2 separate regions of the Mus musculus genome follow, and region 2 is linked to region 1. Evidence: chromatin loops called from intact Hi-C (ENCODE). Cell type or tissue: gastrocnemius. All regions are shown on one strand. Links, peaks and the distances in the headings refer to the core of each region. The heading gives the core; the rest is flanking DNA.

Evidence for each region. A loop is a pair of places that touch in the nucleus more often than their neighbours do. Peaks named below come from ENCODE experiments on the same cell type or tissue, not always from the same donor. Only the 100,000 strongest peaks of a DNase experiment are listed, where the experiment ranks them.
Region 2: a loop joins it to region 1, with 2.0 times the contacts of the local background. A loop is called at or near these places in 2 of 42 quality-filtered maps.

Annotation. Positions count from the first base shown.
Region 1 is chr1:131,353,744-131,368,953 of GRCm38, forward strand. It overlaps Srgap2 (SLIT-ROBO Rho GTPase activating protein 2), which reads right to left. Exons shown (of 23, transcript NM_001081011.2): 5 at 10,259-10,321; 6 at 2,947-3,162; 7 at 1,768-1,896. It overlaps Gm51644 (a long non-coding RNA gene), which reads left to right. Exons shown (of 4, transcript XR_003947997.1): 2 at 3,657-3,774; 3 at 4,744-4,827. Among named protein-coding and RNA genes, the nearest start is that of Ikbke, 82 kb to the left of the region's middle. In gastrocnemius, for the core only: a CTCF peak has its summit at 8,532 (motif pointing right); no DNase peak of the experiment used is centred there; H3K27ac peaks cover 1,203 bases.
Region 2 is chr1:131,283,691-131,298,900 of GRCm38, forward strand. Srgap2 (SLIT-ROBO Rho GTPase activating protein 2) reads right to left here. Exons shown (of 23, transcript NM_001081011.2): 20 at 14,642-14,822; 21 at 12,630-12,776; 22 at 8,831-9,155; 23 at 1,561-6,050. The coding sequence ends at 5,667. The region is part of intron 1 of Gm51644 (a long non-coding RNA gene); the gene reads left to right. Among named protein-coding and RNA genes, the nearest start is that of Ikbke, 12 kb to the left of the region's middle. In gastrocnemius, for the core only: a CTCF peak has its summit at 7,127 (motif pointing right); DNase peaks (open chromatin) are centred at 5,441, 7,138 and 10,098.

The DNA of each region.
Region 1 (15,210 bases), core at 4,620-12,619:
TACTCATGACACTCGGGCTACCCATAATGGCAATGCCCTGCACTTCACTTACTCATCTGCTCTGAGGCTAAGAGATAAGTATGCAGGTGAGGAAATTACACTCCAATGAGCCTACAGTCCTTAGAACTACCAAGTGAGATCAAAGATTGTAAGTCATATATATATATATATGTATATATATATATATATATATGCCTTTTTTCTCCTAAATTAAGCAATTTATTGAAGTTGGTACAAATATTCTCTAGAGGCAAAAGGAAGAGGACAGGCTAGTAAAAGGGGTGTAATACCTGTCTGGTCTAATTTTTTTATCTTACTTGTTTTTACCAAATGTAAGATAAACAGCAGAAAGTGAGCATAGAAAGTGACTTCCCTGTGTTCAGAATGGGCCTCTGCTAACAGTGAAGAAGAATGAAGGGACTGGTTTAGGGTTTTGACCTCACTGAAGGACAGTGTTCAGATTGGCATCAACAAGCAGAGAGAACAAAGAGGAGTCTGAACAGAGACCAGGGCTCCATTTACCAGCTGAGACGATGACATCGAAGGCCTTAGGAGGCCAAAACCTACTCATCAGAACTCCCTGGCTGAAAGTCTGTATTTTAGAAAAGTTCCCTGATGTAGGCCAGATTTAAACAGTCCAGGTCTTTATTTTACTAGGAGCAGAGGGGCAGGAAATAAAGCAAAGTTTCAGAATAATTCAGTAGCAAGCCCAAGATATGCTAACTACTAACATAATAGTGAATCTGAGCCCAGATCCCTACATGATGTAAAGCAGAGCAGGTGTGCTTGTGAAGAATCCGTGATAGAAAATCATGTGCAGTTTGGCTAGAGTCTTACAGCTCAGCAGCCATTGCCAAGAACCTGAGGCAAACAACAGGTCTCTGAAAGGATATTGCTGATGCCCTGGAGACTGGACTGCTGATGCTCAATCAGCTGGCTCCAGAGCCACTCTGGTGACTGGAAGAAGACATGAGGAAGGGTATTGGGTCAGATTGCAGTCTGTATGTGAGAGATGTTAGGACAGGAATTGAGGAGAAGCTGTAAGAGATCAAAGCAAAAACTAACCCATAAAGTCAAAGACAAATGGCTGTGCCTGCTGCCTACAAAGCACACATGCATACTAACCCCCTCCTCTCTCTCATTTTTTGTGCCACATCGCAAAAGAGAACAGGGCAGATAGGAGTAGCAGTTGTATACCTTCTAGTCAAGATCCTAGTTTGCAGCACACTGCAAACCCAAACCTTAGGTAAGTATGTCTCTTAATTCCCTGGGTCACAAATTAAGACAGCATTGTGTATCTACAGGGGTGATGTGACAATGAATGAGGAGATCCCAAGAAACATGAACTGATTAATAAACGTAAGGAAGGCATTCTAACTCTTCTTGTCATTGCTTCTTTCTACAAGCTTCAATGTAAGAGACCATTTCTTGACAAACAGAACACAAAAGTCATGAACATGGGTTTAGGAATCAGAATTTGGTATAAATTTTTTTCAGCCTTTTACTAACTCTGGGTAAATCACTAAACTCTGATTTATTAGTCAACAGCAATAGACGGTATTGCTTTGTTCTCATGGAGTGCTGTGAGGAGCGAATGATATAAGGTGTATAAGGTACACCACCTTTACAATGGATCATGGCTGCTATCTTCACATTATTCTCAAAATGGCCAAAATGCCTGAATGCAGAAATGAGGAACACGTGACCATGTTTCTGAAACTAGGCAAGAGGTGGTCTCAGCCTTCCACCCCAGCTTTAGGTACTTACATCAATAATATCAGACAGGTCATGGATATAGTACTTGAAGACAGATGCATTGGTTGCCTCCAAAGCCAATAAATACTCATTCCGGGCTTTAATGGCCTTCAGCTTATTTTCTGTGTACTTGGCTTGTCGCTAAAAAGAAAATGCAAGTTAATGTTTAGTTTTTTTAATTAAAAAATTAAAAACATATACTTATTTTTTGACATATACATGTGAAGCAGTGTGTATGTTCGTATGCACACATGCCTTTATGTCTCTGTGGATGTTGGAAGGTAACTTGCAGGAGTCATCTCTTCCTTCTACAATGTGGGCTCCTGGGTTTGGACTCAGGTTGCCAGGCTAAGTGGCAACCCTACCTGATGAGCCATCTTGATGACCTGTCACTGTTACTGTTATGATTTTGGTTTAAAGAGAAGGCTGTTCTGGGAGAGATGAAGGCCAGAACATCAAGGGCTCCCTTTGCTGCCATCCCCTGTGTGTCCCTGCTTTCAAGTGGATCCTAACTCTGATGGAAGGGTTCAGATGTGCATGCTACAACAATCCTGTCTTCACACACTATTCTCCACCCTGTTGTTGGCCTTGAAGAGGTGCCTCTAAACTCTACCCCAGACCCTGGTATTGGAAGCCAAAATACAAGGTCTAAAGTCTGCCCTATTTCTCAAGTCAATAGGGCATTTCACTTGATTTGGAAAATGGAATGAGAAAAGTGACTACAGATTCCTGTCAATAAACTTGACATTAAAATCTGAGTTTGGACTGCAGAGATGGCTCAGTGGTTAAGAGCACTGACTGCTCTTCCAGAGGTCCTGAGTATTCCCAGTCTGTAATAGGGATCCAATGACCTCTTCTGGTGTGTCTGAAGACAGCGATAGTGTACTCAGATACATGAAATAAATAAACAGATCTCTTAGAGAGAAAGAAAGAAAGAAAGAAAGAAAGAAAGAAAGAAGGAAAGAAAGAAAGAAAGAAAGAAAGGAAGAAAGAAAGGAAGGAAGGGAAAATCTGAGAGTTCACATGGTTAGGTTTTTCCAATAGCCAGGATTCCTGGCAAGACACAGAAGGATTCTTTGGTTATTAGGAACGAAAGGAACTGCTTTATTCAGCTCTTCACAGCACCTATTATTATCAATCTTGCCTTCCAAGCATCCCTTTCTGTCTCTACAGTTGCCAGAGCACTTATACCTTCTCCTTCATCTTCTCAATCTTCTTCACTGAGCTCCTCCGGACATGCTTCTCCTCAATGCGGACATTGGCTGTGGAGTCAGGGGAGCGAGGGGTCTGCCGGTCCTCTTGCTTTACTGATTTGCCAATTTGCTTCTCTTCTTGTTTCTCTGCTTCCTTCAGTTTGCTCTGAGCACTGATGCTGTCGGCATTGTACATGTGATATGTCTTCATGACCTGTAAGATATTTCCCCTAGAGGTTAAGCCAATGGATTCAACTTCATGTTACAGACTAACAAAACTCAGCAGGGCCTCTCCTACATGAAGTAATATTCACATCTTTCTAAGGGAAAATCCAGTAATGTCTGGTTCAGCACATGTATATTCAGGTCTACACCTAAGTGTAGGACAGTTTATTGAAATGATTCCATATTAATTTCATCACTTTTCAAAACCTTTTATTCATTATTATCTGTAAGCATGACTCTTACACTGAACCAGTGATTTCTATTGCTTAGTCACTTCATGGTACTAAGTAGACAAGAAATAAGAACACCTCTCTTAGACCCTAAGGGTCTGCTTTATCTCCATTAGATACCCAATGTTTCTCACAGAAATATCAATGCCACCTACAATTTACTGAGTACTTAATATATTTTTGGCTTTGTGCCAAGTCCCCCCCTCCCACATACACTTGTTAATTTCATTCATGTAACAATTCTATACCCTAGACAATGAAGTCTGTAGACCTGCTCAACTCAGATAAGAGGCTGGGAAAGAAGACAATTCATATCAAGTGTAACTGGAATTGGTCACAAGCAGGAAGAAACATAAAAGGAGAGACCCAGGGTAAGGCGTGGTGGTGCATGCCTTTAATTCCTGCAGTCTGGAAGTAGTGCAAGAAGATCTCAATGAGTTCAAAGCCAGCCTGATCTACAAAGTGACCCGAGGATAGCCAGGGCTATGGGTGGGGGTGGGGAAGTGGGGGTGGGGGTGGTGGGGAAGGAACATACTTTTTCAAAAGAGCTACTGTCTAGGAATTGAACACTTTTTCTTAGCAAGAAGGCCAGGAAGATAGAGTCTCAGCTCATTTCTAGTCCTCTGAAATACATTACATCCAGCTAAACAGGGGCCAACTCTACTCTGCAGGAAGTTCCTGTTTCCACATAGGCAGCTTTCAGATTCTATGTGGGATTAAAATACTTCATAACAAATCAAGCAATTGGAAATTCACAAGTGCTGAAATTTTGATGTCATGAGGTTTCTTTGAAGAGGAGGAGCAGAAAGCCTAGGAGTTGTGAGTGGCTGACAACAGAGAAAAGTACTGACTCAATATGACGAACAATCTCTAGCATTCATTCAGTGCACTGTGTGTCAGTTCTATATATGCAGACTCAATCTGCAGAACAACTCCATGAAAGACATGCGAGCGTTTCTACTTCTAAAGATAAGGAAGTAGGGCTCAACAACATTACCTCGGCACTGAAAGTCTTACAACTAGTAGATGGCAGAGTCAGAATTCAAACTTAGATCTATCTAACTCCAAAGTCTACATCTTATCCACTAATGGACCGTGACTATCCTCTAAATAGGACTGAAGCTGGACTACCTGGGAGGAAAGATAAAGGACAGGCAAGGAAATCCTAAGAAAGACGCTGATCTCATTTAGAAATGAAACTGATCAAATGAGAGCAGCATCTCATTTAGGGGCTGTTTTAGACTCCAGATAACAATTGGCAATGTCTAGAACTTAGAAGTTGCTAGTAGGTAGAGACAGAGAGACATGGAGAGTCCATAACAAAAACATGTCTGTTTTAGAATTTCAGTGGTGCTCAGGCTGGGAAAACCTGGTACCTTGTGGGTACGTGGAGGTTCACCTGGAGTTGGAAGAGGAATACAGAGGTACAGTACAGCCTCAATTATGTCACATTTTAGATTGAGAAAAATTTAAATATTCACCTCACAGTGAACCTGGCATCATTTCCTGGAAGCTTCACCTTCCACGTACCCTGTATACCAACAATCAATGGTATTAACAAAGCTTTTCTAGGACACCTGACCAGATCATTACTTGTCCAGGTTAAGAAGTTAGAAAGGCACCTGCCCTGCTGCCTGAAGAAGGGCAGACAAGGGGATCTTTTTCTCTTTTTTCACTTGAATGAGACAAAGGAATTCAAGCATTAGAGTAAAGCATTATAAAACAGTGAATTTTTATTTTATGAAGTACAGGCTAAAGAGGAAACATGGCAAATAAACATGGGAGATCAAAGCACTCAAATGTAGTAAAACAGCAACTTGCCCTTAAAGAATACAAGGAAGCCTCTCATGAAAAGAAATTAAAATTTTCATAGTTAGGAAATGTTGTATATGCTTCACTTCCAAAATATGAGTAAGCAGTCAGGGGTGGTGGTGGACACCTTTAATCCCAGAACTCAGGAGACAGAGGCAGGTGGATCTCTGAGTTTGAAGCCAGCCTGTTCTATAGAGAGAATCTAGGATAGCCAGGGTTATACAGAGAAACCCTGCCTCAAAACCACATGTATGTATGTATGTATGTATGTATGTATGTATGTATGTATATATGTATGTATATTTACATAGAATGATTTTCAGACATTTGAGGAGGTTTCCAATGTTTTCTAAAATTTGTAAGACCCAAATAGGTAACTCAGTGGAAACAGTATATATAGGAAAAAAAAAAAAGACTGAAAACAGTTTATCAGTAAGAGCCCAAGAGAGATGGAGAATGGGAAAGATATAGCAATATCTTTGAGTAAGAACTCAATGAAGGGAGTTGGGGAGAAGATAGGTGAAAAACCCAAGACTTCCTGGCAACTGGCAATTAAGATTCCATTCTTGTACCTCTTCAAGAACATGCCCTTCTACCACAGACTTGTAAAAGAGTTTGCACCTTATTTTCATCTGCTGCCTCATTTTGCTGCACCCCCACTCCATATTAAAACCAAATGTCCTGAGTTTAGCACTAACTCTTATTTGTCTTTATATGGCTAGTGCCTAATGCCAGGGTCAAATAGACAAACAGTATCAGGGGACTATTAGCTGACACTGATTCAAGGGAACAGGTGCTGAATTTCAATTTGAAACAGCCCTGCAACCAGCTGCTGCACCAAGTCAAGAAGACATCTTCAGAGATAATACAGAAGCATAAAACCTCTGGAGTAAAGATAGCCCCAGAGTGTCTCACTATCTCTCTCCCCGCCCTCTCTCATGTTACTGTTTCTTTGACTCTTCATGGCCAATCCATGTGGCTTCCCTGTCTCCATATATACTCTTTCCTGTAGGGGCTTCCTGGGTTTTCCAGACACTGCCTCTCTGTACAATTGAGGCAGACAATCAATCCAAGAGTTCTTTAGGAAGTACTGCACTCTGACTTCAAAGGCATTCCTACAACATGAGAAAGAAAATGAAAACCACTTTACTATGGCTTACAAGCTAGCCAGCTCATTGTGATGGAGAGGGGGATAATGGACCAGCATACATATGTGCAAGAATCTCTGGGATTGCTCTCTGGGAGAACAGCTGTGGGAAACTCCCCCTGGCACATAATGCTAACTCAGGGAAATCAAAGCCCCTTCAGGCAGAAGAAGAAGGTGCAGAGGAATAGCTGGCTACTTATCATGGGGTTCTGGATCTCTTGTTCAAAGGCATCTTTATTTAGAGCTACCTGGGCTCTGCCTCTTGGCTCATCAAAGTTTAAAAGTACTTAGATGATCAACCCTTGAGTAATTGGTTCCCTCAAAAGAAGTATTCATGGGTGTTAGGGGCAACTGCAAGAAGACCACTGAAAAATACAGTGGTCTTCATCTCTTCTTTCAATGACCCACAAATCACACATGATTTCTTTCTTTCTTTTCTTCTCTTCTCTTCTCTCCTTCCTTCCTTCCTTCCTTCCTTCCTTCCTTCCTTCCTTCCTTCCTTTCTTTCTTTCTTTCTTTCTTTCTTTCTTTCTTTCTTTCTTTCTTTCTTTCTTTCTTTCCCCCCCTCCCCCTTGAGACAGGGTTTCTCTGTGTAGCCCTGGCTGTCCTGGAAATCACTCTGTAGACCAGGCTGGCCTCAAACTCAGAAATCTGCCTGGCTCTGCCTCTCAATTGCTGAGATTAAAGGTGTGCACCACCAATGCCTGGCCACATATGATTTCTACTGCTGACAGGATCAGTGAAAGCAGTTCTTTCCTGTTTTCTTAAATAGAGCAAATAGGGAAATGCTCTTTAGAAGAAACTCTCCGTATTTCTTCCTAATGCCCAAAGAGTATATATATGGCAAATAGCTTTCCAAAGCTAGCAGCACATGGTAGTATCAAGTTCCTGCTTGAGGAAGCCACTATCTCATGTAGGGTGACTAACATCCTGCTCTCCTCAAGACTACCAATTCAGCACTAAAAATATGTCCTAGGAAACTGTTTAAGAGAAGGTTTCACTGTGTCACCCTGGCTGGCCTGGAACTCACGATGTTTAAGAGAAGGTTTCACTGTGTCACCCTGGCTGGTCTGGAACTCACGATGTTTAAGAGAAGGTTTCACTGTGTCACCCTGGCTGGCCTGGAACTCACGATGTTTAAGAGAAGGTTTCACTGTGTCACACTGGCTGGCCTGGAACTCACGATGTTTAAGAGAAGGTTTCACTGTGTCACACTGGCTGGCCTGGAACTCACGATGTAGAACAGACTGACTTTGAACTCAACCTGCCTCTGCTTCTCAAGTATTGAATAAAATGTGGCTCTCTCTCTCTTCATGAGCACTAGGCTAATCAGCAAAAAGGATATATAGTCACCCAAATCTCAGACCAGTCCTAAGATATTCTCACCCTACATAAACAACAACTTTTAATTCTAGTCTGTAACTTTCCTAATAATCTATACAGAATCTTCAAATTTATTTGGTCCTTCAAATTTATATAGTCTCATATTTTGAAAATATGAATTCCTCAATCATTGTCAGCCATATGGCATACAGGTATCAGAGCATGTCACTTGCTGCTGCTTCTGGGGAATTGCTGGGTGGAAAACAACAAACTTCCCACCAACTTTTATCATCATGCTGACTTGCAGTGCATGACTTCCAAGTGCATGCATCTAGTAGTCAGAGCAGGACAGATTCTCAGGTGTCTAATTTAGCAGTCTAGGCTCAGCACACCCGTGCTTTTGGAGCTTGATAACTATTGCGGCAAATTGTTCTGTACATTGTAGGATCCTCCAGTCACGACAACTAAAAACATCAGCAGACACTGACACACATTCTACTTTGTAGGAATGGGGGAGGCCACCATGTATAAGGCTCAGTGTACCAGAGTCTGTTCTGTCCTCTCTGGAAGTTCCTGGTGTCTTCTGTTTTTCTTTTTCCATTTAGATGTAAATAGCTAAGCCTTATTTGGGACTTGATGAATCTTAAGTATAATAATTCACCTCAAAGCAGGGAGCAGCACACGCACTGATTCTGCATGTGGATGCTAGGCTTTATGCTCTCTATTAACTATGGGCTCATGGTGGCCACAGAAGCCATCGCCAATACTGGTCTGAAGACTAAGCATAGAGGTCTCAGGGCTGGGAGATGGCTGAGTAGAGAGGCCTAATGACCTGAGTTTGATCCCCAGATCCCACAAGGTGGCAGGAGAGAACAAACTTCTAAGAATGATCCCTTATGCACACTCAAAATAAATACTAAAAATAATACATAGGGGATGGTAGGCACAGGGCTGGGGTGGGTGGGGAGAATCTTCCATCTTGTCTTTCATCAGAAAAAGCAGCAAGCTCCATGGTTTTCATCCTCATTCCACCACAGCTTACATATTGCCATTTGCTTTCTAAATCAACACTTATGAAGTAAGGCAAAGCTAACAGTTCTTTAGACTCTTCTTCCTCTGCTACCTCACTGCAAAAGCAGTATGCTGGGTCTGAGTTGGTTTGAGGATGTTGCTCGACTTCTGGTAAACAGCAAATAGCAAAGACTCAAGATGCTTATTTACTGGGAAAACAGGAGTCCTAGAATAGCATGTGCCATTGTTATGTTAGAGAGATCTACAGAGGCAAGACTCAGCTCTTCTTGGTACCTAGAAGATGGTCTAAAAATAAAGAGAAGTTAAGCAATGAAAAGATAAGGTTCAGGAAACTCATCCACTCTGAAAATGGTTCACAATACCATGCTTCTATTTTTAAAAAGTCTTAACTTCATTTGAGAGAAATAAAAACTTAGGGGACAAAGAGTACCACCTATTACTTGGCTTCAGAGATTAAGAGTCAGTGAGTAGAAATTCAAAACAACTGGAGCATCACTGGAGACAAATTAGATGACCACTCAAGTCTATTTACCAACAGTTACCATGACATACTGGCCACACCTAAACTTCTGGATCAAGAATTTGGAATTCTGATCTCAGACGCTTGTGGAGCACATCACCACTATCCTCCCATCCTGTGAAGGAAGGGGGTAAAGCATGGAGAGATAAGAGGAAGGCAGGGAGGGAGGGAGGTAGGGAGGGAAGGAGGGAGGAAGAGAGGGAAGGAGGAGTAGAGGGAGGGAGGAAGAAGTAAATACAGAAGATCATTTTCACCTTCAAATAGGTTAGGGCACCCTAGAAAATGACACATAGTGCTGGCACATCCAAACTTTGGAAAGGGTTGGAAAAGCTACAAGTTTACAACTGAAGTATTCCTCCTTTGGCAGAAGGAACTTCCTTGGTGTGTGTTCTCAATGTAATTAACAAAACATGGCTGAGAGAAAACAAACACCAGGGCTCCTGAGGCACACTGCTACAAACCACAGTCTGAAGAGTTCAAAGCAGACTGCCTTCTTTTCTCCAAGGCCGAAGCTTACCTCTCTGTTGTGTTTGCCATGTTCTCTTCGCCTGAAATGATGCTGCACATTGAAGACTTTAGGAATCTGTGCTTCCATTTACAGCATCTGCTCTAATCTCAAACCACAATTAATCTAAGTTCTGATGCATAGTTTAAGACCTAAACGCTTTCCAATATGCAGAAGTGTGATGTAGGCTACATTCCTTGTCATCAAGTTTGGGGTCCCTGGCTTGCTGGTAATTGTACCCCAGCTGTTCTGGTAACCTAGACCTTGGCTGGTCTCTTTCAATGGTGCCCCAGATGAAGCCAGAATAAAATTGCACAACTGGAAAAATATTTTTTAGCTTATTTGGTTTTGAAAAAAAAAATTAGCGTGGAAAAAAAGTGGGTGGGTCACCCCCAATGGGGAATAGGCACTGTCCTCAGCCTCAGTTGAGTTCTGTTGCTGACGTGAGTATGGCTGCAAACAGCCAAATGCTGCTTCTCTCTATGATAAAAGAGCCAGGCAGCCCATCTGATTTACCGAGTAAAGCTCGTTCAGGACTTTCATCAAATCATCTTGGAGTTGCTGGCCAACTTCTTTACTCTGTAAAGAAAAGAGGAAGGAAGGTTAATTGAAAACCAGAAGGAGATAGGAGGTGGCAGCAAAGACAAGAGCAGCATAGGCTCTACAAATGACACAAATTCAATTATAGCCCAGTATTTAACCTAGCAAATCAGATAACCAATTATGTCAGTTTACTCAGAGTTTTAATGAAATGAAATGGGCCTTTTCTATAGTCCAGTAGAGACAATCATGTAGAGGGAAAATAGGTTACAGCCCTTGATTTTTCAAATTGCTCTCAAAAGCAGGCTTGAGAGCAACATCCTACCCAGAAACTGTGGTTAGATAGACCATGCTTTCTCAGATATTTGGAGGCAAAACTCCATTGGATTCCTAAGGAAAATAAGGTGTCCAACATGATTAGACAGTAAAAGAATATAAACATTCAAGGACTTCAGAGACCCTAAACTCAGCAGAAAACTCCAAGCAGGAAGGTACTGTACTGACAGCACACTGACCTCAGCAGGCTAGTGTCCGCAGGCTTGGGCTGCGCATTCCTTCTCCACAGAAGGGAAAGCACCTAAAACTGAGTGCATTTGCTTTTTCTGGCGCAGATGTTAAGACCTTCAGGTCCCCCAATTCTCACTTGTTTCACTTCTTCCCCAGCTATCTAAGGCAGTGGCTCTTCAATAAAAATGTCTTGCAACAGCAGTTACTGCTACCTGATTCTGATAATATTAAGGAGTTTCCAAAAGACTAATTCTGAGCAGCAGTAGCTATCTGATCCTTTATTGCTGCCTACCCTAGGTTGCATCTGACCATGAAATAGTAGAAATAGGGCTGGAGAGATGGCTCAGCGGTTAAGAGCCCCGACTGCTCTTCTGAAGGTTGTGAGTTCAAATCCCAGCAACCACATGATGGCTTACAACCATCCGTAATGAGATCTGATACCCTCTTCTGGGATATCTGAAGAGAGCTACAGCAAGGCAATGGGGCCAGAGTGAGAAGAAAAAAAAGTGTCTGAAGACAGCTGCAGTGTACTTAACATATAGTAAATAATCTTTAAAAAAGACTTATAAAAAAATAGTACAACTAGAAGAATGAGGAAGTAGGAAAGAAATGTATTTTCTATACCAAATGTTAATAGCCAAAAATGCAGAGAATAAAAACAATTGGTTATTGTTTTCAGAACCAAAAATTCAGATACCTACAACAGCTGAGCACACTCTTTTTACTTTTCCATACTAGGAATTAAACTTGGGATCTGGTGGGTACCAGGCAAGCACTCTACCACTGAGCTGCATCTCCAGCCCCTAACATACCACAGCTCATTTCTGAAGCAAGGGAAGAGTCCTTTCATTCATACCCTCTTCTCTCTCTCTCTCTCTCTCTCTCTCTCTCTCTGTGTGTGTGTGTGTGAAAGAAAGACAGAGACAGAGAGGGAGGGAGGGAGGGAGGGAGGGAGGGAGGGAGGGAGGGAGAGAGAGAGAGAGAGAGAGAGAGAGAGAGAGAGAGAGAGAGGAGAGAACATGTATACCACCCACAGGGCACACTGAGGGCAGAGAAAACTTGCCTGAGTTTTCCAACATAAAGTTTCTGGGCATCAAAGTCAGGGTGTCGGGATTGTTAGTAAGTGACTTATCTTGCCAGCCTGAGCCTGAGCATTTTAAAAACTATTTTGCCACTTTATAATTAAGTTCTTTGGCTAATTTTTTTCTATTAGTGTATTCATTATGGGAATAACATAGGTGTGACTTCTATCATGAATACTTACCCAGGATATAAGGATATAACATAGGTGTGACTTCTATCTTGAATACTTACTTGTTTTGTATTTGGTAATTTTAAAAATGGGGTGGAAGGACCACAAATTAGCAACTAAAACAGTTGCTGCTAGTCTCAGCTTTCCTATCACTTGCTGTGTCTTTATTACGTTCATTGTTGTGTTGACAAAAGACCTTTCAAGAAGCAATTGAGGTTACTGAGGTTTCAGTTCAAGAAGGTGCTTTCCATCTTGTTGGGGAAGGAATGGTGGCAGGAAGAAGGAAGTGGGCAGATCACAAAGCAGACAATAAGCAGGCTGAAGTCCTGTCCCCCATGAACCCCCTTCTTCCAGGAAGTTTCCACCTCCTAAAGGTTTCATAACCTTCCCAAATAGAGCCACCATCTGGGGCCAAGTGCTCAAACACATGGGCCTATGAAGGACATTTCATATTCAAATCATAGTGTTTGCTGTAATCTGGCTGTTCTGGCCAATTTCTCCAGGCTTAATTTCTTTTCTGTAAAATGAAAGTCTTTCTGTCATATTGTAAGACCTGGAACTTTGAAATATCTAGAGGAAAATCCAGGGAAGATATCCCAAGATATATGCAATAGCAAGGACTGAAAAGAACTCTAATAGCACAGAAAATAAACTTAAAAACTGGGAAAGTGGATAACATCAAATTAAAAAGACTTTGTATAGCAAAGAAAACAACTACCAGAATGAAGAGAGGCATAGAACAGAAGAAAGGACTTTTCCAAGTAACTATCTGGTTAACTATCTGATTATCTAGAATCTACAAATACCTTCAAAACTTAAACACCTCAATGCCCAAATCATCTAGTCAATAAATGGGCTACTGAACTGAACAGATAGATAGTTCCTAAAGAAATACAAGTGGCTAGTATTAGCATTCCCTCTAGGCCATGTTCACAGTTACCTGGCAATAGCCAGGTATGCCTGACTCACTATAAAGGGGGCTGCTTGTACCCTCCTCTCTTATCCTCTTATCTTCTTACTCTCTTACTCTGTGCCTCTTCTCCCTCTCTCCATTTGTTCCTGGATGGCCTCCCAACTCCCTCTTCCTCTCCCTCCCTCTCTTTCTCTCTCTGCCTTTCTCTGTCTCTACTTCCTTGTCAATTCCCCTTCTCATGTCCTAAATAAACTTTATTCCATACTATATCCATCATATGGCTGGTCCCTCAGGGGAAAGGGATGCCTCAGTATGGACCCACAGAGGCACCCCTCCACCTCACCATATCTCATTCTATCAAACATATCCTTAGCCCTTCTCTTTTTTATAAAATACAACAGCCAGTAAATATTTGAAAAATGTTCAACATCCTTAGCTATCAGAAAAATGCAAATTAAATTGCTTTTAGATTTCATCATACCCCAGTCAGAATGGTGTCATAAGAAAACAGTAACAACAAAGCTGAGTTTTAAAAGCTACAATGGAGCTATAAGGCCCAGCTATACCAATCTTGGGAGTATACTAAAGGACTCTGGGTAAACATACCAGGGATATATGTACATACATGATTATTGCTGCATTATTCATAATTGCCAGGAAATGAAACCATTCTAGATGTTCATCAACAAATGAATAGAGAAATGAAATGTGGTACATGTACACAAAAAAGTTTATGTAGTCAAAAAAAAAATGAAATGAGTTTTGAAAGAAAATAAGAAAAAAAATGGCAGTAACTGAAAACTATGTGAAGTGAAATAAGTCAGACTCAGAAAAGCAAATACCACATTTGTTCTCTCATAGAGAATCCAGATTTAAAATTGCATGTGTAGGTTATGAAACTGGACAGGAGCCGGGCGTTGGTGGCACATGCCTTTGATCCCAGCACTTGGGAAGCAGAGGCAGGCAGATTTCTGAGTTCGAGGCCAGCCTGGTCTACACAGAGAAACCCTGTCTTGAAAAACAAACAAACAAAAAGAGAGGGGGGGGGGAGGAGGAAGGAAGGAAGGAAGGAAGGAAGGAAGGAAGGAAGGAAGAAAGAAAGAAAGAAAGAAAGAAAGAAAGAAAGAAAGAAAGAAAGAAAGAAAGAAAGAAAGAAAGAAAGAAAGAAACAAACTAACTAGACAGGGCATTATGAAAGGGGAGGAAGAGATTTTAAGCAAGCTGGGAAATAGAGTAATGGGATACTCGTCATCAGAAAGCAGAAGGTGGTGTTAACTGGGGGAAGAAAAGGAAACAGCTGGAAGGAGAAACATAGGAGGGAACAAGAGGACAAAATGTAATGATGCACGTGTATGAAGATGCTGGGGTGGAACTCATCACTTTATATGCTAGCCTAAAATACTATTTTTTTTAAAAGACCTTTTCTTAATGTCTGTGTTGGTTTCTCTAATGCTACGGACAAAACACTGGTCAAAAGCAACTTGGGGGAAAAGGGTTTGTTTGGCTTACATAGCCCAGCCAATGTCCATCAATGAGGAAAGCCGGAGCGGAAGCTCAAGGCAGGGACTGAAGAGAGATCACTGAGGAATACCACTTCCTGGCTAGCTCCCATGCTCACTTTCAGCTGCATTTCTTACACAATCCGGCCTACCTGCCTATGGCAATGCCCACAGCGGGCTAACCCCATTACATCAATTAGCAACTTTAAAATGTCTCACAGACACTCTAAGGACAACCTCTGAGCTCCTTTTTCCCAGCTGATTCTTTAGGTCTGTGTTGTCAATTTGTGTTAAGTTGACAGCTGAAGCTTACTATGACACCAATTTCTACCATTCTATGGTTCTACGTGATGCTTTGCCTGTCTCTTTATTGTAAGAACAACATTAAATATTAGTTATTTCTGTCAAACACATTTTGTCTATAAGGAAGAATTCAAAACTTTTGATTCTCCCCACCTTATAAAACCTTTATGTAAATGCTTTCGTCTCCAACTCAGTAAAGCTTTTATTTATACAAAGGCCCTGTTGCAGCATTCTTGGCCCCTTTGTATTTCCTTTGTGCGGATTCTTATAAAAACTAGCCAATCATGAAGGACTAAGGTAGAATCCCATCCCACAGGAAAAGACAGTCACCACTTGCTTTAGAATAAAAACCAACAACACTTCTTGGACTTGTGTGCTTAATCAAGAATAAAATTTCTCTTGTTTTGCCTTATTGAGACACTTCAGTTGGAATTGTGGTCACTTTCTTTGTGGC
Region 2 (15,210 bases), core at 2,672-10,671, 72 kb before region 1:
CTGTGATCCTCTTGCCTCAGCTAATGAATATCTGGGACTACTGGCACATGTTATCACACCCAGCTCCATGATGGTTTCTCGTCAAACCCAGTATCTTGTTTCATTTTTACATTCACTTACTTTGCTGTGTGTGGAAACAAGCTCTACAGTCTGTCTTTCCTGCTCAATACAATGCTTGAATAGATGAAGTCGGTGGCTTGACTAAATGATTCCTTGCCATATGTAATATCAGGGTTAGCATCCGAGTCAAAGGAAACTTCCTGCCAGCTGTGCTGGCTCATGCTTAGAAATTCCAGCACCCAAGAGGCTGAAGCAGGAGGGCTGTGAGTAAACTGTGAAATTATTTCTTACCTAATGTCCTAGAACAATGGGCTCTCTGAACATTTAAATGAGACAGTCCATACTAACCTGGTCTCCTGTTTTGGTTCCCATCCAGTTGAAATGGGTTTGTGTATTGACTGTTCACTGCCACCTGCTCCCATCTAAGTTCCAATAGAATACATATGAAGAGGGACCCCAGAAGCATGACTCTTGTCTGTAGGATTCTCTAAGCCTCTTTGGTGCTTTGTCTATAGCCCAAGAGCTGGCTCCATCCCAGCACCTCATCGGCTTCAGGGATCCCCCCCTTCATATACTGCTGCTGGAATGGGAGGTGGGTGTGAGAGCCCACATGCATCACAGGGTGGCAGAACAGCCTCAATTTTGACTCAGCCCAGGGCAACAATGCTGCAAGAGCATCATTAACAAAGGGAGATGAGACAGACTGGTAAGGCAAGGAGCTGAATACCAGATACATAAGAGACAGAAATGACAAATCTAAGAGGAAGGTGTCCATGCCCCAGCTGGAGTAGAATTCCCTGGGTCACCACTGAACACAGATAATGCTAATAAACATGTCAGGCTTGTTTGACTTATCCTTAGGGATGTCTCCTATTATAATAAGTGCTCTAAAAATCAATGTTGACTCCAGGTTTTGTGGAATTCATTCTAATTTGTTATCTCTCACGGCATTTTGCTGCTTTTTTAAATCTGGCATCTGTTTATTAGAAATGTATGCATTGCACAAGACCTGCACAAACACAAACCAGACCAGATCTCAGCACGCAGAGGGAGTTGGACATTACGTCCCACCCCTAGCAGAGGAGTGAGAGGTTATTGCTAGCATCTGGGAAAGAGAGGGTCAGTTCTAAGAGTGCAGTCCCTGACAAGCAGACCATGCTCCAGTGGAAGGCCACACAGCCAAGAACATGGGGCAGCACCAACCATCCTTGATGGGGGTGGGCAAGGTTAGGTAGGGAAGATTAGGAAGAGGGGACGAGTCTGGGAAGAACTGGGGCAGGATGAACATGATCACACACACTTTCTGAATTTCTCAAATGTTAAATATGTGTGTGCACAGGCATGTGTGCACACTTGCTCTTACCTGGGACAGGAAAGCAACTCATGGTGTAAGGAGTCAAATAGCCCCATACAAGGCAGAATCTGTGTGCAGGATAGGAAAGAGTGCTAAGCTGGTCTGTCCATAAATTCATCAAGTAGACAGGACAAGGACAAAGGTGCTGTTTTAAGAATTCAGCAACATCTTAGAAAAAAATAATTGTGAAGGGCATGGTGGTGCATGCTTTTAATTTCAGCACTCAGGAGGCAGAGGCAAGTAATCTCTATGAATCTGACAATGTATATGTACATTTACACACACACACACTGCAGACTCAGTTTTTCCTTATCTGGAAGCCTCCAGGGGACAAGTTTGGAGGTTTCAGTCCATGACTGGCTGGCTCCATTGCTTTGGGCTTCTGGAACATCTCTTGGCAGGATATGTGGTAGAGAAACCAGCTGTTACTTTTTATGAACTCCACCATCATGTTCATTTTCTATTAAAACACAAGGCATCTATCTCTAAGCGAGTGGAAGTCTCCCTGTACTCTCCACCTCCACCGGCAGCAAGACAGACCTGTCAGTCAGACCTTTTTCCATATACAGGGATAGCCAAAGGCAGACTTGGGGATCTAGCTGTGAAAGACAATAGCCATTCCATTGGCAGACTGGAGAGATGGCTCAGCAGTTCAGAGCACTGATTGTTCTTGCAGATGACCAGAGTTCAGTTTCCAGCCCTACATGGTGGCTCAAAACTGTCTGCTGTGTCTGTTCAGTTCCAGAGGACCTGATGCCTACTTCTGACCTCCATGTCACTGCATACATTTACTATGCAGACATGCATGCAGGCAAACTTAAACTACAGAGCTGTCTGGCAACCCTTAGTTATAGTTGGTAAGTTTCCAACCAGTTTCATAGGTCTGTCTGTCTTTCTTTCTTCCTTTCTTCCTTCCTTTCTTTCTTTCTTTTTCTTTTCTTTTCTTTCTTCCCCCCCTCCCCCAAGACAGGGCTGGCTTCTCTGTGTAGCCCCAGATGTCCTGGCACTCACTCTGTAGATCAGGCTGGCCTCCATCTCGCATAGATCCACATGTCTCCATACTGGGATTACAGGCATGCATCACCATGGCCTGGCTAGGCTTTCAAGTGGGGAACGCTGATCATAAAGCTGGAAATGAAAGCCGTCCGCATTGAAAACAAAAGGTGGGTTCTGTTGAGGGAAGTTCTTACAACCACGGACTGGTGAATAGTATGCTGGAGACTTCCTTCAAACTCTCTGAGGCTCCACACATGGGCTAAATGGGAGTAATGCTGTAGAGGGGAAAGGAGGTGGCACTCAAAGTCACCTAGTTCCTACTGTTGCAAGGCTCAGACTTTGTTACTTCACTGCTTTCAGGGAGAGGGGAAGGGAGGTGACGTACAGCGGCAAAACCTAAAAATGTATTTTATTTTGAAGTTGTGCTTTGGATTTTTCCCAATCCAGCATTGGCTGAGTGAGTCTTAGGTTCGCACAAAGCATCTTCAAGCATACATACAATATTCCAGTTATCAACACCATTTTAAAGAACATACCATTTTACACAAATGTGACATACAAATCAGACGCCACAACACTGCAGTTCCCTGGAAGATCTAAGTTCTCTTCTGAACTGAAGTCCATGCACACCAGCCCTTCCAGTGGTCTGTTCATCCTGGTACTGGAAGGATTTCTCATCTCCTTGGGGATAAATGAGGGTGGCCTGAGGAGGCTGGCAGAGACCAGCATTTCCAGTTTCTAAGCTGCTGGTGGCAAACTCCTCTACTTTCCAAACTGGGATGCTGGTAGCCCCACCCACTTTTCTTCCCCAGAGACTTAAGTCCACACCAGGGAAAGGATCCATGCCACGAGGGGCAGAGCAGGGCTCTTGGAAACATCATGCTGGTTTCAGGCAAGCCTATTTGAGGAAGGCTGGTTGCCTAAGGCCTGGGGTGGCCGGCTCCTTTTGGCTTTTGGTTGTGAAATCACAGTGTGCAACCTCAATTCCAGTTGAAGTGAGCTCTGCTGCGGAGGACTCTCCTCCTTCTGGTTCCTACTCCTTCTAACAGGACCGTCTCACAGGCGTCAGAAGCACCAGAGATAAGGAAGACAGCTAGGCTCCCAGAGCTGGGGTTAGTAGGGAACCACTTGTACACTGTCCAGTTCATTATGCAAATCAGCAGATGGACATCGGACCAAAGGGATGAAAAAACACAAATAATGTACAGGATTAAGAGAGAAGGCAAGAAGGAAAGTACAGGCCCAAAGCATGGTCTTCAAGAACCTTTGCTTTTACCTTCTTAGAGGGTAGTGCCTGGAGAGAGGATGTAGGGCAGGGTGGAAACTCTGCTCACTTAGGTTAGGAGGAATGTAAAAAGGGAAGGGTGGGGCTTCTTAGTCATCAAGGAAACGGATCCTTGGGTCTGGAAGCCCCTATTGGCTCAGGAGCAGTACAAGCCCAGGTCAGTAAAAAGCACAGCAAGGATCAGACATCCAAAGGACCAAGGGGTGCCCCATGCAGTCAGACTCACACCACTCAAGCTCTCTCTGCTCTAGCTCAGGGGGCAGTCTTCCTGGTGCTGCAAGTTACTCTTCTCGTTAGTGACTCCTTCAAGCTCCCCATTCCCTTCACTCAGAGAGAGGCATCCACCACTTTCTACAGATTCAACTGCCAGCTTCACAAGTTGGTCCAAAAGGATCATTTCTAGCCCAAAGCTAAGAACACTCAGAGATTCCAACCCAAATGACAAACCCATCTCTCTTGAACTATAGAAAACAATACAGTTAAAATAAAAGCATAGCATTCAAGCCAGGAAACAGAGAATGAGCCTGAGCGGCAGGGAGCTGTTGAAACACATGATCCCATGGTGTGATTTCCTAGCTCTGGTGCTCCTGGGGAAGCACGATGTAAAAGAGCCAGTGTTTCAAGCACCAGGCTTGTAGGTTGGGAGAGCATCTAACGGTAGAAAAAGGTCAAAGGCAGGACCCAATGTGACACATTCAGTTTTTCCCTTTTTTAAGATTCTGGTTTTGGGAAAACAGTTTTGAGTTGGTGGAGGTCAAAGTTCCCTTAGTCACCCTTGTTTGGATAAACAAAAAACAGTTTCAAGAGGCAGCACTTCTAGAATTTATCGAGGGATTTTCAAGCCCCTGTTCATCCCGAGAGCTTTATAACAAAACTAAGCCAAGAGGTGAACTTGAAATAGTTTTAATCTGGGCCCAATTTTTGGATTAGCAGAGAGCAACTTAATTTTTTTTAATGGAATGGCAAATTTTAAAAGTATCAGATGCCAAAAATAGTGGGAGAAAGAAGGACTCATTTCCTACCCTTTTTAAATCTGCCATAAACACAATAAAACTTTAAGACTTTTTACTCTAAAAGGAGCTAGCTATAGAACTGTCTTATATTGGAAAACATCTTACATGGAAAATGGTGTGTCAGAGACAAAGACAGGAACGGAAGAAAAGTCTCTATGTTCAGAAAAACTTCCAAAGCTCCGAGATAAGACTAGGATGCACTTCTACAGCATGGAGCAGAGCAAATGCAAACAACCGGTGGCTCCCTCACAGCAAGAGGAAGAAGACAGAATCCCACCCGCACGGCAGGTCACAGGACTGTCCCATTCTGCTAAATGTTTATGACAGAGATCTCAAAGGCCAGGTTTCTCTGTTCCAAACAGAACAAAGTTTGTGATGAGAACAGAGACTCCAGGTGGCTTCTGTGTGAACTGCCACCACAACAAAGAGTGGTCTATGACCAGGAGAGGCTAGAAAAACCTGTGTTGTATATGGGTGTGCATGTGCATGCACATACACACAAATATATATATATATATTTATATAAAATGAAAACTGGGCTATATATGATTTTTTAAATCAGTACTGAAAAACAAGATGTCACTGAGAGCTGCAGCCAAACATCTGGTCAAGGTGTCCTCTATGGTCTGAAGGGACAGACGTAGGCTTATGTCCCTATGTCTTGCCTTGGCAGATATCGCAGCAACCCGATCATGGACAACCTGTCACTGGCTAACCTAAGAACAGTATGTACTGGAGCTGGCTGGATTCCAACAACAGAGGGAAGCAAAGAGTGGAGGAAGGACCAGAACGGGGAAAGCAGTAACAAGGGCTTCATTCTCGAGGTCTGGGTAATGGGAAGGCTAATTCCTGTAAGAACAACTTAGAACCTAATTTTCAACTGAGTCCCCAAGCTACTTAAATAGGAAGATTTTAGAAACGGCCAGTCTCCTTGTCTAGAATAATTATGTTATACCCCTTAGACAGTACAAGACTTGTCAGTGGCCTGTGGGGAAGCAGATGAATTGACACCAGGGCTAGTGGCGTTTGTTTTGGGGAAGACAGTTGGCTTGGGCCGTGTGGCTGGTGGTTTGACTGGAGCAGCCATCTTGACAGACTTTACAGGCCGGAAGGCGCAGGCAATGTCCCCAGCAGTACTAGCGCTGCGCTGGAAGGCAGGCTCAGGGTCCTTGAGGAGCTGGGTGTGCAGAGGGCTGGAGGGCTCAGATGTGGGGGCTACCACCGGGGAGGTCTTGAGTGGTTCCAAGGTGTCCAGAACCACATCAGGTGTGTGCTTAGCACTGCTCTGCCGCTCTAGCTCTTGAAGCTCATTCAGGGCAGAGTTCATTGTTGCTTCAATATCCTGCAAAACAGGAAAAAGGAAAAAGTAAGACAAACCAAGACAGATATACCCAAGGATCCAATTTCACTCAAATAGGCTAAGCCATGAAACCAGCAATAAAATGCCTTATTTCATTGGCCAAAGTCCTGGGACATATGAGTGTCCAGATCGTGGAAAAAGGGGACAGAGATTGTCATCGTCAGGAATTTAGAAAGAGTAACTGGTGACTTTTGGATATGACAAGGCTGTTGTACACATCAACTTATACCCGTTGGGGTCACCTGTACAATATCAAGCCAGCCAAAATGCCAGCAGAAACTGGGGTGGGGCCCCTTAGGCCCCACCCCCATCAGAGGAGCTACTGGCAGTTGACAGTTGCTGAGGAAGAGTCACTCAGTTTTGGGAATTGGGGCTCCTGGTAGCTAGATCATACCCCAGAAGGTAGCCCTAGACCTATGCATATATGGGAATATTAGACTTCCAATACATATGGGAAACCTTAGCCCAGTATGTATTGGACTGGGGGTGGGTTGTTAACAACAACAACAACAACAACAACAACAACAACAACAACAACAGGAGATTGGGCTGGAAGCCAAGTGGGAGGCTCTGGGAGGAGCTGGGGGCAGGGAGCAGTGGAAGACATGATCAAACACATTGCATAGATGTACTAAGTTTAACAACGGAGAGAAAATATTAACAAGGAAAGAGTAGCTGAGTCTTTTCAACTCAAGTCCTTGTTTTCTGTGACAGGTGCTGAGACATTTCTGGATGAAATTACACACAGTTAGATGGAGAAAGGGAAGGTCATGAGTACACGGGGATTCATTATATAATTCTCTCTATGTCTGTGTCTGTTTGAAAGTGTACATAGTGAACACATTTTACAAAGTGGTGGAGATCAAGTATGATCTCTATTTTCTTGACTTCAAGGCCAATGGTTAAGGGGGTTATTCCTTCCATCCTCCACATGAGCTAAGGGCCGTTCAAGAGCCAAGTCCTTGAAGACTGGTTAGAACAATGCTTCAATTTCCAAACTCCTTGAAACTGGTTCCTTCTACCCAGCACCATGAAAGAGAACCCAAAGAGTGGCCAGAAGGGGGAGCCAAAGCCCACACAGGTAAGTTAGCATCTACAAATCAGAGGACACTGCAGCTTTTAGGAAAAAAGCAGTCCTAGCCCAGGGGCTCAAGGCAGAACCAGAGAACCACTGTGTGTAAGCACCCAGCCTCCATACCCTGCTGCACACTCGTGTTTAATATTGCCACCACAGGACTCCTCTTTGGGATCAAGAATACTTTCAAACATTTTAAGTTCCAAGTCAGCCTCAGATTTCCCACTCAGGGCTTTTGGTCCTATGGCATGATCTATGTTGCTACGAATGACAGGGACTCATTTTCACTAATCACGGTGGCATTAATTAGCCCCCCTTTTTTTCCTTCCTGCAACCTTAGGGATGGAACCCAGGAGCCTATGCATGCCAGGCAAGCATTCTGAGCTTGCATCACTGAGCTATACACTAGACTTCCCAAATCTTTTAGAATGCTCTGGAAGAATTCTTATCTCCTGGCCCCGTCCTGTTAATGCAGCTAGTATGTTTGCGGTTTCTAACACTTTGATTAATGACTGGCCAAAAGAAGATCAAGGAGGATTCCCATGGTGCAAGGCAGACTGCTGTCAGGAGCTTAAACAGGATAGAAGGCTAGCAAAGCAAGACATCACAGGCCCAGGGCTTAACTCTGGCCTCACCAGGTACACCTCCTTAAGCTGAGCAGCAATGCAGCCAACAGAGACCATACAGAGCCTCCACTGCCCTTCCCTGTCACCCCAGAAGATGAGGTGAGGAAAAGGACAAAACCAAGCCCTTAGTTCCTACCTGTTCTAGTGAAAATTATATAGCTGGGAGAGACGTCTGAGAGAACTGCTTGGAGTGGCCCCAGTAGCTGGATGTTTAGATGTCGGGTTGGGCTTCTAATATTTCACGGAAAACACAGAGTCAGCAGTGTAGTGTAGATGAGAAGGAAAGTCCTGCAATCGGGAGCTCACCTGCACTGTTACCAGGAGCCCTGGGCTGGAGGCCCTTCTAGTACCTGAGCTTCAAGCAACATGGATACTTTGGGGTCTTTATGATAGAATCAGATGTGGACTAATTATCTACCCACAAGCACCTAGATCAGCTTCAGGAAGTGGGGTGATGGGGATGGGTAGAGAAATATATAAACGCGACAGACTATATTTGTCTCAGCTTCACTAAAGCCTACTATTGGGTTTTTATCATCTGTCTACTATCTACCTACTTACCTACCTATTCAATGTGTCCTATGGACAGAGGCCAGAGGAAGATGTCAGGTACCCTCCTCTATTACTCTCTACCTTATCTTATTTGAGACAGAGTCTCTCACTGAATTTGAAGCTTGCTGCTTTTTGGCTGGTCTGGCTGCCTGCTCCTAATCCCCAGCACTGAGGTTACAGGCATATATGGCCATGCTAGGCTTTTATGTGAGTGCTGTGAATTTGAATTCAGTTCATCTTGCTTCCATAGCAAGTATTCTTATCCACTGAGCTATCACCCCAGACTTTACCTTAGTACGACTAATTCTACTTCCAGGTTCTTGCTGGAGAGATAGGACTAGGCAGATTGCTCATTAAGCTGTTCTGGCAGGTTCACTGTATGATACTTGCAGTACTCTCTATAGAATGTACAGAGCATTGGTCTGCTTTAAGTTCTGTGGGTTCTCCGGGGCTGCTGAGGGGAAGTAACCAGTGTAAGCTTATCACGTAACTGTTCAGAGCCCTGTTACCTGTGCAATGACTTCAGGGTCCATGGGCCGATGGTTATTGAAACTTTTTGACCTTCCTGCCGTAGCGGTCTTCCGGATCTGCGGACTGTCCATCCGGTTCTTCAAGGATGAGTGGCGGCTGATAGAGTTGAGGCTGCCATGGCCGCTGATGGAACACTTATCTGGCCCTTCCTTGGGGAGATTCTGGCTCATGATGGGCTGGGAGGATGGACGGCAGCTAGCCCCCACCCCCAGGGAGGAGGAGTCAGTCAGAGAACTGCCCAGCCCATGGCTGTCACTCCGAAATGCTTTTCTGATGCTCCCAGATTCTGGACGCTTCCTTTGCCTTCAACAAACAAAAATGGCATCTGATCAGGGAGCCCTGGCTCCAAGGGAGCTAGGATTGTGACAGGGGGTAGAGGCTGGCACCTGGGACTTTTAAAGAGAGTCAAATAGATTACACTAACTCTCCAGCTTTTCTTTCTCTTGTTTTCTCTCTGGATCGGTTCCCTTCCAACCCCCAACCTGGGCGGAGTGAAATGCATACTTACTTGGTGGCTGTGAGCTTTGAGTTCTAAACATGTAAGATGCTGTCAGAAAAAAATGCCTGTTTAAGAGAAAGTTTCTAGTGGGAGAAAAGAGTCATGAAAAGACCCACTCCACTGCCTGCCTGAACAGCAGCCCAAGGCCCCAGGTAAGAAAGTCTCATCATCACCAAGGAGGGGAGAACTGCTGGTAACAGGAGTTAACGTTTCCAGTTTGCTCAACTATGTATAATGAGCCTGTCATCATTTGGGCTCTAGTAAGAGGCTGTTTCGTATTCATAGACATGGAAAAGATTTTTCAAGGAACTGCTTTTTGGCACAGACAGAGGGCTCACTGTGTGCCTGCTCCTAGGGTGGAAAGGACATTTATGCAACTCCTATGTCACCCAGCACTGGGCCAATTTATTTCATACCACAAAAGGCTCTCAAACGATATGGTGTGGTAGGATCCTAGTCATATGGGTATTGTCCGATGCTGAATAATTTCATTTTTCAAACCAGATTTTAAAGGACCTCATCTAAGATGCCATCTAGCTGCTAGTTCAGATAGCAGCTGGGTAGCTCTGATCTTGTATCTACTGAGGAAGATGAGCTGAGCTGGGTGGGGTCTCTGGATGGTAAGGGTAGGACTCTGAAGACTGGGGGCCAAATCTGAAGTAAGTTCTTATGCTGCTTACAGCTGAGATCTGCTTTATCTTTCTGGGTCCAGCAGGGTGTGCCCAGCAGCCACTCTAAGCATGTATGGCTAGGTAGGACTAGCCTTGGAAGGCAGCCATTTTCAACAAGAAAAAGGATGCTTTTTAGTCTAGGAGGGCTCTGCTGAAATAAGCCCTCCTCTGTCAAGTTTTCCAGACACTAGTGCCTCCAACTACAGACTGGAGAGGTTTTCCCCTCCCATATCCCCTCAGTGATTACATGGGACTGTGTTTCAGTTGCCTTCCATATGGTCTTTTGCCTTGCCAGTCTGTGAGCTCTGAATCACTAGCATCGGTGCTTGGCACAACGCAGATGGTTAATATAGGATGTGGAATTAAAGTGAAATGCCACACCCTAAGAACTCTGCTGATTTCCTTTTCCCATTCAAGGATGGCTGACTCACAAATCAGAACTGCTGAGAGGGCAGATTTAGGAGGCTGTGGCAGTGTGTCATCCCAGGCTCTATTTGGGCCATGAAGACAGAGATGCTGGTTACAAGTTCAGCCTGAAGGAGGAACCAGGCATGGATAGCACTGAGCACCAACAACTCAAGCCATTCTAGAACGCAGGATGAGAGCACTTTTTTTTTCAGCCTCAAGGAACTTAGGGTGTCAGGAAGGCTTCCCCAAATAAGTAATGCTTAGAGTGAGTCTTGGAGGGTGAGGAGGAGTTAACCAAATGAGAGGGTCCAGGAGGAGAGAGTTCTTTAGACAATCAGGAAATTGAAGTTGCATGGGAGGACTGTTGTGGAGATAGTCAGGAAGACAGAACGGCATACTCGCTCCTAAGGGCCAGGCATATGGGGGCTGTCTGTCACTCACGCACTGATTGGCTGGTGCCTAGGAAAGGTTGACATGGGTTGGTTATAGTCTGCCCCAGGAAATTCATCAGAAGAATCTTGATACCACCAAGCAAGCAGTTCAAGGGAGCCATCTCAACGTTCTAGCAGTTGTTTATCTTTTGACTATTTTCAGCCTTTGTTCTCTATCATTCCTTTGTAATAAGTGGCATCAAATATATGCTGACTTAAAACTTAATACCCAGGGATGAAGCTGTAGCTTGGCAGTGGGGTTCTCCATCTGAATATGTGACTTGTTCAGTTCTGTCCCTCAACACCATAAAAACAAAAATAAATGTGTGTAAATAAACACCTAACTTTCCCTTCAACATCCAGTCTTGGTTTCTGGCTCAATAGGCTTATGACCTTGTGATTGTAGACGCATAATTAACACAGACTTGTAAATATTGAAAAAAATGTGATTAGCTGGCAGCTACTTTTTATTAACTTGCCCTCCTAGTAGATGGAGGGAAGTATAAAATTCTCAACTTGCTTAGTGGTTTGAATTAAATTATGACTATTCTAGTAAGTGAGCTGAATAAACGAGATGAACTTGAGGGGAAAGAGATAGGAAAGAACCATGTCCCCCAACCCCTCTATTGTCTGGTTGGAAAAAAGCCAAGAGATCTGGCAACCTCATGCAGTTTAACAACAATAAGCATCTTTTATTCTCCTTCCAGTCTCAGTGTCCAGAGGCTATGGTTAACAGGGTATCAAAGTGCAAATCATTTCACCCCTCCAAAGTCAGGAGGAATACAAACTGTGCGTCATCTCCAATCCACGGTCACCACGAGTGCCCCGGGGCTTGTCATCCTCCTGGCACTGGGCCACAGTTCAGGGTCTGGCGGAAAGAGGTCTGTAGGACTTGGTGTCTGGCCCCTTGAGATGAGATTAGTTCTCCAATAGCCTGAGTGCCTCTTGGGAAGGCGGCAGCTCATGGGCAGGCGAACGAGGAATCCCTCTAGATAGCCAGCAGGTGTGGATGGAGTTAGAACCTCAGAATACTGCTAATGGCCACAATGAAAGCTGGGGTGAGTGTAAGCCTGCCGGACAGGGGGTGGGGGGGACTCTGCAGAGGGACTGCCAGGGAAGTATAATACACAGTGCTAAAGCAACAGGAGAAGATGAAAAGTGATTTCTGCTAGTGTGAAAGGGAGCGAAGGGAAATCACAGGATGATTTAGGAGTTCAGGACAAAGCTTCCCTTGGCTCAGTGCTCTTCTCTTTTCCATGGCTATGAATGCAGGATGGGGAGAAACAGACACGTGCCATCTAAACAAGCCCACATGGTGGGACATTAGCTTGGTGAGAGACATATGAGACTCTGAATCTGCAGACAGACAAGGGTCAAAGAAGATATCAAATACGGTTTGAATAAGAGTTGGAAAAGTGAAGGCACTGATAAGAAATAGAAGAAACAGCACAAAACCAAGTTGCAAAGGTGACCAAAGCTTTGATGAAGGTTTGGCTAAGACTGCTAGGAAGTCTGGGCAGACAGACACTGTGGAACACACAGAGTACCACAGGATGACAACAGACAGTCGGAGGCTGGGGCCTGCCCTCAGACCCACACCGGCCTCCTCTCCTCAGCCTGGCCACACGCCTTGCAGCAGCAAACAACACATGAAGACTGTTAGGCTGGGGAGCTGGAGCCCTGCTTCCAGCAGAGCGGGGAAGGGTTAGGCTAGGGGTGAGGCTGAGTGAGTCATTGAGGGGAGCAGAAAATGAAAAGCAGCGCTTACTTGTTGATGTTTGCAAGATAAATATCAGCTACATGACCCCCACTGGGACAGCTGGCCCCCGTTCTGGCTGTCACCTTTTCTTCAGGTGGCTCAGACATGACCTCAATCTCAGACTTGGGGCTGGACCTCTCCACGACACCGTCCTCGCTGGGGTAGAAGGGACAGGCAGGCAGGGAGAAGGGAAAACAACACAAAAAGCAGTGTTAAATCAGCAAGATGGCCCCCCTGGACATACACATAACCCCACACAGCGCAGAGGCAGCAGCGACCCCTGTCTGGGGCTAGCTCTGTGAGCAGAGGCAAGGGAACCTGAGGGCCTTTGAAGGGTCACTTAAATAAATAAATAGTTCGCTGAGTTCTATTTGATTCTCAGCTCCTCAGAAAAGCTTGGCTAGGGGACACCTGGATTCAAAGCATCTGCCTTTGGGCCCATGCTGCTTTTGTGGGGTGGCCACGATGGGACCACCTCCTGGAGAAGGAGGTGAGGTTCAGGTTGCAGTTTATCTGCTGAAGTTCTGAGTGCTGCTGGTAATGACAGGCAGCTCTGAAGTGGCTCTGGAGGGAGATGCCAGCGATGAGGCATGGTGTGGACACATGGCCACACTGTCGTAGCATATGTAGCCTCGCTCTGAGCATTCAAGATGGTCTCAGGTCTCTCCATTGCTCTCCTGGCCCCTCTGGCTACTGATGAAAAAGAAAGCCCCTTTTCTCCCACAGCTCATCTTCTCTGGATCCCATGGTGAAGTCATAATGCTAAATTTGGGAGAGTCCTGTCCGTGCACAGACCGCCACCAGGTTTGCGATGTTATCAACACAGGGAGGGTTTCCCCGCAGAACAAGCCCGAGAGAGGCTGGGAAGGTGCAGACTCAGGATATCAACCTTTAAAAAGATAATAGTAAGGGGAGGACTAAAACAGTGACAATGCTGTATCTTAGGGAGGTGTGGGGCTGAGGCAGGGCGAAGGGGGGCAGGTGTGTGCAGGCCACAAGGTTGCTACTTTCTGCCTAGGATACATTCCTTCAAAGGGTGCGAACCAACAGACAGGCTACCCAGCAAAACCTCTAGAGCCAACTCTGGTTTCCCTTGTTCTTCGACATCCTTTTCCTACTTGTCCTACTTTGCTTCTTTTACAAGGCTTCCCTTTCTTTCTAAAAATCTTTCTCCTAAAAAGCCGCCTGTCAGTCTTCACCTGCAGGTGGCAAAGTCCTATCAGTGGCTCAGCAGGCTGGGGTAAGCCAAGTCTGATGGCGCATGCCTATAATCTTAGCACTGGGAGGCTAAGGCAGGAGGACTGCTGGGAGTTAGACAGAGTGAGCTCAAGCAGCCTAAGTTACAGAGAAAGGCTTGCTGGCCTGTCTTAAGTCAACTTGACAGACACTAGAGTTATCTGGAAGGATGGAACCACAACTGAGGCAATGCTTCCAAAAGATCCACCTCTATGACATTTTCTTAATTACTGACTGACGGGGGAGGGCCCAGCCCACTGTGGGTGGCGCCATCCCCGTGCTGGTGGTCCTGGGTTCTATAAGAGAGCAGGTACTCAGCAATCCCTGGCGGTGTCTGTATCAGCTCCTGCCTCCAGGCTCCTGCCTTGACTTCCTTCAGTGATGGAGGTCACAAGCCAACTTAACCCTTTCCTGTCCAACTTGCATTGGTCTTAGTGTTTCATTACAGAAATAGTAACCCTAACTAAGACAGAGAAGCAAATGTTTTCTCAGCCTAACCTTCCGAGAAAGCAAATAATGCATGGTCAAATGAAAAAGTCCATGCTGTCACTCATTCAGCATACATATAAATGTATATAAACCTGGCACGCTTCTAAAACAAATGGATCAAGTGGCAATTTAAAGGGAGAAGAGAAAGTGGGAGATCAAAACAATTCTCCACTGAGTTGCAGAGGCGGGGTGTTCTCCATGGAACATTAAGTCTTAGAACCCCTTTGGGAATTAAGTGTCCCTTCCACAGTGCAGCAGGGACCCCCCTCCCCCAAAGGTGCCAGGGTTTCACTTACGTGTCTTGGACTACGATGTACTGATGGGGGATGAGTCCATCTATACCGTTGTGCCGGCCCTCCCACCAGTCATCAGAAGCTCGCTGGTAGAGCAGCAGGGATGCTCCCTTCTTGAAAGACAGTTCTCGGGCTGTCCGGCCTACGTAGTCAAACTTGGCAATGGCTTCTATGGGCTCACATTCTAGGAAGGGCAGGAAAGAATGAAGCATGTGTTTCTGGGATCTACAGACTCAGGAAACTGGGTGAAAAGTCTACTAACAGTGGTGGGAGGATAACTCAGTATAAAAATAAGCTGCACAGGATCCATAAAGCTCTAGCAGACTGGTATTATCTGCCCTGCCCAACTTCTCTCCTCTGCCTGCAGTAACACACAGGGACACTGCTTTCCCTGATAATTCCTTTGTGATCCCACAATGTTTTATGCTGACTGTCTACTATCCATTCTTGATTTTTTATTTCTTTTAGGCAGTACTGCAGATTGAACTCAGGGCTTCGTCTGTGGGCATTCAAGGACGTACACTCCACCACTGACCTCTATACCCAGCCTGACATACTATGCTTTTAAGCAT